2 separate regions of the Mus musculus genome follow, and region 2 is linked to region 1. The links are chromatin loops, found by intact Hi-C in ENCODE. Cell type or tissue: left cerebral cortex. All regions are shown on one strand.

Region 1 (4,000 bases):
GAGCATGCTACTCCTCCCACTTTTACAGAAATATCCTTACCTAGCCCTGCTTAAAAGTGTTCCTTATGCCCTGGGGGTTGTGACTCAAACACCAGGGATCTCCTTATGAGGCTCTGACTCCAAAATATCTTGGAACATCTGCCCCTGTACTTACTCAGGAACAGGAGCAAGAAAATCAGAACAAAGTTATCTTAAAAAGGTAAACAAGACGGGGAGAGCTAGAGGGGTTGGCAGCTGATCAGATTAAAAGCCTCATGTTGCTATATGCTCAAGCAATTGTGTGGCATATAAGATTAGTGGCTGAATACAGTATGCTCCTTGAGGAAAAGATACAGCAACACAGTTAGGTTGGCTAGAGTTATCTCTTCCCTACACATGGCCTTATACTGATGAACAAAGGATGGTGTGGATAAATGATAAAAAAATAAAGAATCAAGACTCCCTTTCTTGAAAAAGTTAGCTCATGAAGGACCGCTGTGGTGTCCTATGACCAAGGAATAAAAGAATACCAAGACTGGACATATAAATAAATCTTATAAGGATATAAACATTGTATTGTGCCAGAAATTGAATAATAACTGCAGCAGTTTTTGGCTTGAAGATTTTTCTTGGACCTAATGACAATTAACACTCTGACCAGTAAAAGTTGATAATACACTGTTTGGGACATGGCAATCTGCCCAGGCTGGCTTGGAAATTTTCTGTCTAGTGCCCTTGAAACTTCAAGAGTTACCAGCCTAAGAAAGGGCTATTATGCTTTGTCAAATTATGCCACAAGATTCTTAAAAGTTGTGTTATGAGGTTGATGAGGAAAATGATTGTAAAACATAACTGTTTTATCATTGTTTATCAATGATGGCTAAACTTATAACCAAGGGGAAGTTAAAACATATGTCTTAACATAAAACGATATGATCTATGTTTTGGAGCAACATGAATCCATCCTTGCCTACTGAGCTCTGTATACATAAAGAAGCACTCTTACAGCCAGCCATTGCTGGGGTTGGTCCTCAGCACCTGAGATGTTGTGAAACAGTTCTCATAAATGTTCAAGTACGTCTCATGAGAATGCGAACACTGGCATCATCTGATTGTTGCGGGCCTCACTGTCACATCAGATCCTCTAGCTTGTTCTTCACGAATCACAAGTGAAGATGCCAATACAGCAACAGTATGCTTAGCTGGGATTGTCCTATCATTTTCTACAGTATTGTCAGTACCAATACCGCTTCCTGAATCTATCCTACTTACTAACACTAAGGCTCTAATCACTTTCTTTGCATATACTAAGACACACCCACTATGTATCTTCTATTTTCCTGTATCCACACATGTGCTTTATTTTAAATATGTCCCCCAGAGTTCATGTGCTGGAAACTTAATCTCCAGTGCAGTGGTATTAACCTCTTGTTAGGCCCTCATGAATGTAGTAGTGCCATTATGATAGGAGTAGGTTTGCCATGAGAGTTAGAAATCTGAAATTAGCCCAGACTTTGCTTTCTCTCTTACATATTCTCTCTTGCCCTTCTGCCATGGATGATGGAATAAAAAGGCCTTCCTCAATTTCTGCATTCCATCTTTAACTTCCCAGTCTCCAGAATAGCAATAAATATTTTGATAAATTTTCCAGCCTGTGATATTCCATTTTAGTAAGGCAAAGCAGACCAAGACACTGGTAACATATTATTGTTCATTGGTCTCCAATCACACGCAATTTGCCAGTGACACAAGTCCTTATCAAATAGGGTCCACTGTACTGTTTGCCATGTATTTCTTATATACCCATCCCAGAGTTGTATTCATGGGTTATATCTCTGGCCTTACCTACACCTATAGCTTTTAAAAATTATTATTATTATTATTATTATTATTATTATTATTATTATTTTACATATTCACTTTACATCTTGCTCACTGCCCCCTCCCTATCTCCCAATCATCCCCTCCCTGGTCCCTCCCCCACTACCCCATCTCCTCCCCCACTACCCATCCCTTCTCCTCTGAGCAGCGGGGCCCTCTGGGTATTTCCCCACCCTAGAACATCAAATCTCCATGTACATGGAGACCGTCTCTCTCAACTTCATGATATTTAAAAGTTAAAAAAAAAATCAGGATGAAATGACACTCCTTCCTATGGACTAATAACTTCTAATTTTTCAATAGGAACATGAGGCAGTGAGTGAATAACACAAGGCACTAGAGGAAGTTGCCTGCCAGGCTGACAGTGAGAGTCACACCCACTATTTTTCTGCAGCTCTACTTAGATATTCATTGCAAGGTGACAAATTTAAAGATGAAGTCGGGGGAGGGTGAAGATTCCACAAACTTAAGTTAGCGTGGATAAGAAAGTGCTGGCTTCTGTAAGTATACTGCATCTTTCTATGGTCAGCACAAGCATTACATCTTCAAAAGTATTCAGGGACACAATATTAAGATATGAAGACAAGCTAAACAGAATCTTGCTAAAAAACATGTGTTCTGGCTTCCCTGATAAATCAAAAAATTACAATCATATATCTTAAAAAGCCAGTGGTGTTTTAAAGGTAGGCTATCCCAAACCTCTCCATTTGTAGAGAGGGAACTAACCCTAAAGAAGCTCAGTGCCATAGCCAAGTGCTCCTAAGCACCAGAGTTAGTACAGACTTTGCCTCCTGAGTACTGAAGTCACTCTCCATTCTGATACATGCAGTATCTGCTTCTTAGAAGACACTTTGGAGAATAAGATAAAGTTCTGTATTGAAATCACTCAATGCTAAGTAATGGAACACCCTTGAGAGAATCTTTATACTAATATCTGAAACCCAGAAGTCACTGGTTCGGTTTCAAGTTAGTACAGAGATTTATTCATAGAATATTAACTGAGTGTTTTTATAGTAGGAGAGTTTATTTTACCACAGATTTTCATAAAAGCATCACCAGGCAGTTTAAACACAAATACAACCTAATAATATAAAACAGTTCAAACCAGAATTTGATATTCAAGATGACGTCTGTCCAGTTTGGGGCTCACATATTTCACCCTCACCCTGGAAGTTGACTTCTCAAGAAGGCACATTGTCTTCCAGACCCTCCCTCAGCATCTACATTCCAATGCAGGCTTGATCTCAGCTAGCAGCACGCAATTCCGAAATTCTGAAATTCTGCCGGACTATCTCGTTCTATAATTGTACTGAGTTTCACGTGCATAAATAAAAATCTACATCTCAATCACTTCAAATACACTTATCCCATCTGAGAAGTAGATAGAAAACAAGTGGACCGGCAAAGGCCACCCTAATTGGAAAATCTCAAACATGCACAAAAAGGCTTTGTTCAAAGGAGCTGTGAGAAAACTAGAGAGAAAAACGTGCAAACAGATAATAAGCACGTCTTTTTAAAAGGCAGCCTGTGCTCTAAGGCATTGAGGAACTTTGTTGGAATAATAACTATTTTAGAGCCTTATGTTCAATCACCTTCAAGATCTACTTATTGCTTATGAAATTTGTTACATTTTGATTTTTTTTTTCTTTACTTTCACATTTTCGGGATCCTAGAGCAATATCCAACATAGCCAAAGTGTGAAATAACAATAAATAGTCTTGTGTGATAATCTACCATGAAATTTCATTGGATTTACTACAAGTGAAAAATAAAGATGTCATCGTAACATCACTTCAGCATGAAGCAATACATGTAAGCACTTGGAGAGAAAAGCCAATGCATTCATGCACCCGAGTTACTATCAGTACGACTGAATGAAACCGGGAAGAAGATGAATGCACAATACAGTCTGCTACATTAAGTGAAATGGAATGAGAGGCACTTTAATTGGATAAAATTTAAGAGCTGAATTACAAATGCCACACAAATAAACAGCTCTAAATAATGTGTTTTTCCAGTTAAATAATGACTTTAATAAAACAGATGAAAATGTAGGCTGTGTTGTTTTTTCTGGCTGTCAGAATCTCATTAGCATTTCAATTTAAATTCTACAAGTGCACTCAAATCTCTCATGTGTACA
Region 2 (4,000 bases), 130 kb before region 1:
ACAGAGTTTATACTTGGATAATCCTGGATGGGAATAAAGGGAGGGGGTAACAGCCTGGAAAACCTATTACTACACAGGCCTTAGCATCATGAATGGCTTTCTTCATGAGGATCTGAAGTTACTATCTCTGACCACATTGCACAGAAGAGCCAATAAGAATTTCAAAGAGGGCAGTTTCAACTGAGGGAAATAAGCTATACAAAAAGAGCCACCACATTGAAACTATCAGAAAGAGAAAACAAAAACAAAAAACAAATAGGAAACCATGTGTCCTACATAGTAACTGGAGGCTGAATTGTTTCTGGCCCCCACTTTAATGAGCTTGCTCACCATGCTGAACTACAGCTGGAATGTTCATTGGCAGCAGCGAGCCTGATCCGAAGGTGTGTGCGGCATAGAATTACTTGAATAAACAGTGAAGAACATTGCCAAGGACTAAAGAGTTTTAAAGTCCCAGCCCCTCACCAAGAAAGTAACATATGTGCATTGGACTGTCACCCAAATTTCTTACATCGTTCAATAAGGTAGGAAAAATATTAAGCTATTTTATTTCCGTGCCTAAAATTATAAAGGCTGCTTAATACCTAGACTTACAGAAGACAGAATAACACATAGTATACCTACATCAATCTGTAATTCTTTAGCCCATGGGAAAACTTGAATCATTCTGGCTTAGAATTTGAAGACTGATAAATTCACTGTTAAAACATGTTTTGAAACAAAAAACAAAGTCTGGATCAAGTTACTAAAGCATGCAGCACTAAGTATGACAAAATAGGTACAGGGAGAAAAGGTTAGCAGAAAATGAAATTTTCCATTCTCACCAACTCCACATATGAGTTCTACAATTCCTCCCCTAAAGTAAGTGAACTATTCCTTCTTATTTTCTTCCCAGAAATGCCTTTCAAACAATATCTAATATTAATATTAAATAATATTAATAACCAAAGAAAATGCTTGGCTTTACTGAGATTAAAGAACTCAAGAGATGTGTAGCTAACTATTCTAGGAGAGTAAAAACATAGATGTTTTTCATTACATATTTCTATATTTTATGATATTTGCCAAAGGAGACAGAAAATACTGGCATGTGCATACACACACACACACACACACACACACACACACACACATATATATTCCTCTAAGAAGTTTCTATAAATATTAAAAGTTAGAAATTTGATAAGCTTCATGACTATCTGAATTGGATATAAATAATTTAAAATATTTTGACTATTTAATTATATTAACCATTTTAAAATAAAGTAGATTTAAACATGTTAACGTATATTCCAAAGACACTCAGGATAAAGAAATTATATGAATGTGCTTGTTGGTAGACAGCAATGAACCCAGGGTGCTCCTCTCTGAAAATTGATATACTGTAATTGGTTATAGATATCTTCGTTTCCACATCTGTTCTTAAGACACTTCAGTATTCTGGCCTAATTGTTTTTTCTTGTTTCTCACTCTCTTGTAGTAACAGAAGCTACCTGCTATAATAAAGACCTCAACACTGCTGACCATGATCAGCCCAGCCTGGAGCCTCTTCCTCATCGGGACTAAAATTGGGCTGTTCTTCCAAGTGGCACCTCTGTCAGTTGTGGCTAAATCCTGTCCATCTGTATGTCGCTGTGACGCAGGCTTCATTTACTGTAACGATCGCTCTCTGACATCCATTCCAGTGGGAATTCCGGAGGATGCTACAACACTCTACCTTCAGAACAACCAAATAAACAATGTTGGGATTCCTTCCGATTTGAAGAACTTGCTGAAAGTACAAAGAATATACCTATACCACAACAGTTTAGATGAATTCCCTACCAACCTTCCAAAGTATGTCAAAGAGTTACATTTGCAAGAGAATAACATAAGGACTATCACCTATGATTCACTTTCGAAAATTCCGTATCTGGAAGAGTTACACTTGGATGATAACTCAGTCTCGGCTGTTAGCATCGAAGAGGGAGCATTTCGAGACAGTAACTATCTGCGGCTGCTTTTTCTGTCCCGTAACCACCTTAGCACAATCCCGGGGGGCTTGCCCAGGACTATTGAGGAATTACGCCTGGATGACAATCGCATATCAACGATCTCTTCCCCATCACTTCATGGTCTCACAAGCCTGAAACGCCTGGTTTTAGATGGAAACTTGTTGAACAACCATGGTTTGGGTGACAAAGTTTTCTTCAACTTAGTAAACTTAACAGAGCTGTCCCTGGTGAGGAATTCCTTGACAGCAGCGCCAGTGAACCTTCCCGGCACAAGCCTGAGGAAGCTTTACCTTCAAGACAACCATATCAACCGGGTACCCCCAAATGCTTTTTCTTATTTAAGGCAGCTGTATCGACTCGATATGTCTAATAATAACCTAAGCAATTTACCTCAGGGTATCTTTGATGATTTGGACAATATAACCCAACTGATTCTTCGCAACAATCCTTGGTATTGTGGATGCAAGATGAAATGGGTACGAGACTGGTTACAGTCGCTACCGGTGAAGGTCAATGTGCGTGGGCTCATGTGCCAAGCCCCAGAAAAGGTCCGTGGAATGGCTATCAAGGACCTCAGTGCAGAACTGTTTGATTGTAAAGACAGTGGGATTGTGAGCACCATTCAGATAACCACTGCAATACCCAACACAGCATATCCTGCTCAAGGACAGTGGCCAGCTCCTGTGACCAAACAACCAGATATTAAAAACCCCAAGCTCATTAAGGATCAGCGAACTACAGGCAGCCCCTCACGGAAAACAATTTTAATTACTGTGAAATCTGTCACCCCTGACACAATCCACATATCCTGGAGACTTGCTCTGCCTATGACTGCTCTGCGACTCAGCTGGCTTAAACTGGGCCATAGCCCAGCCTTTGGATCTATAACAGAAACAATCGTAACAGGAGAACGCAGTGAATACTTGGTCACCGCCCTAGAACCTGAATCACCCTATAGAGTATGCATGGTTCCCATGGAAACCAGTAACCTTTACCTGTTTGATGAAACACCTGTTTGTATTGAGACCCAAACTGCCCCTCTTCGAATGTACAACCCCACAACCACCCTCAATCGAGAGCAAGAGAAAGAACCTTACAAAAATCCAAATTTACCTTTGGCTGCCATCATTGGTGGGGCTGTGGCCCTGGTAAGCATCGCCCTCCTTGCTTTGGTGTGTTGGTATGTGCATAGGAACGGGTCACTGTTTTCACGGAACTGTGCGTACAGCAAAGGGCGGAGGAGAAAGGATGACTATGCAGAAGCCGGTACTAAGAAAGACAACTCCATCCTGGAAATCAGGGAAACTTCTTTCCAGATGCTACCGATAAGCAATGAACCCATCTCCAAGGAGGAGTTTGTAATACACACCATATTTCCTCCGAATGGGATGAATCTGTACAAGAACAACCTCAGTGAGAGCAGTAGTAACCGGAGCTACAGAGACAGTGGCATCCCAGACTCGGACCACTCACACTCATGATGCAAGGAGGTCCCACACCAGACTGTTCCGGGTTTTTTTTTAAAAAACCTAAGAAAGGTGATGGTAGGAACTCTGTTCTACTGCAAAACACTGGAAAAGAGACTGAGAGAAGCAATGTACTGTACATTTGCCATATAATTTATATTTAAGAACTTTTTATTAAAAGTTTCAGATTTCAGGTTGCTGCTGCGGTTGATGTAGTGGGGATGCCTGAACACAATTCTATATTTTAGTATTTTTTAGTAATTTGTACTGTATTTTCCTTGCAGATATTGAAGTTATAAACCATTTACTTTGTGTTCTACTGAGTAAGATGACTTGTTGACTGTGAAAGTGAATTTTCCCGCTGTGTTGAACAATCAGGACTGCGTTCACATGAGACCCTTGTAGTATAAGCACAGGCCGTTTTTCACTTTGGTATTAATACAATGTAAAAAGAAAAAAAAAAAAGAAACCTGGCTGGATGACAAAATAAATTTTAAAAACTAGTTATGAAATAATGTTCCAATGGTTAAATTTGTATTA

Evidence for each region. Hi-C counts contacts between places; a loop is a spot of excess contacts. Peaks named below come from ENCODE experiments on the same cell type or tissue, not always from the same donor. Only the 100,000 strongest peaks of a DNase experiment are listed, where the experiment ranks them.
Region 2: a loop joins it to region 1, with 5 times the contacts of the local background. A loop is called at or near these places in 5 of 42 quality-filtered maps.

What each region holds. Positions count from the first base shown.
Region 1 is chr2:140,533,047-140,537,046 of GRCm38, reverse strand. The region is part of intron 3 of Macrod2 (mono-ADP ribosylhydrolase 2); the gene reads right to left. Among named protein-coding and RNA genes, the nearest start is that of Gm23846, 94 kb to the right of the region's middle. In left cerebral cortex, no CTCF peak of the experiment used is centred here; a DNase peak (open chromatin) is centred at 2,286.
Region 2 is chr2:140,659,232-140,663,231 of GRCm38, reverse strand. The region is part of intron 3 of Macrod2 (mono-ADP ribosylhydrolase 2); the gene reads right to left. It overlaps Flrt3 (fibronectin leucine rich transmembrane protein 3), which reads left to right. Exons shown (of 3, transcript NM_178382.4): 3 at 1,481-4,000. The coding sequence starts at 1,526. The coding sequence ends at 3,475. Among named protein-coding and RNA genes, the nearest start is that of Flrt3, 10 kb to the left of the region's middle. In left cerebral cortex, no CTCF peak of the experiment used is centred here; no DNase peak of the experiment used is centred here.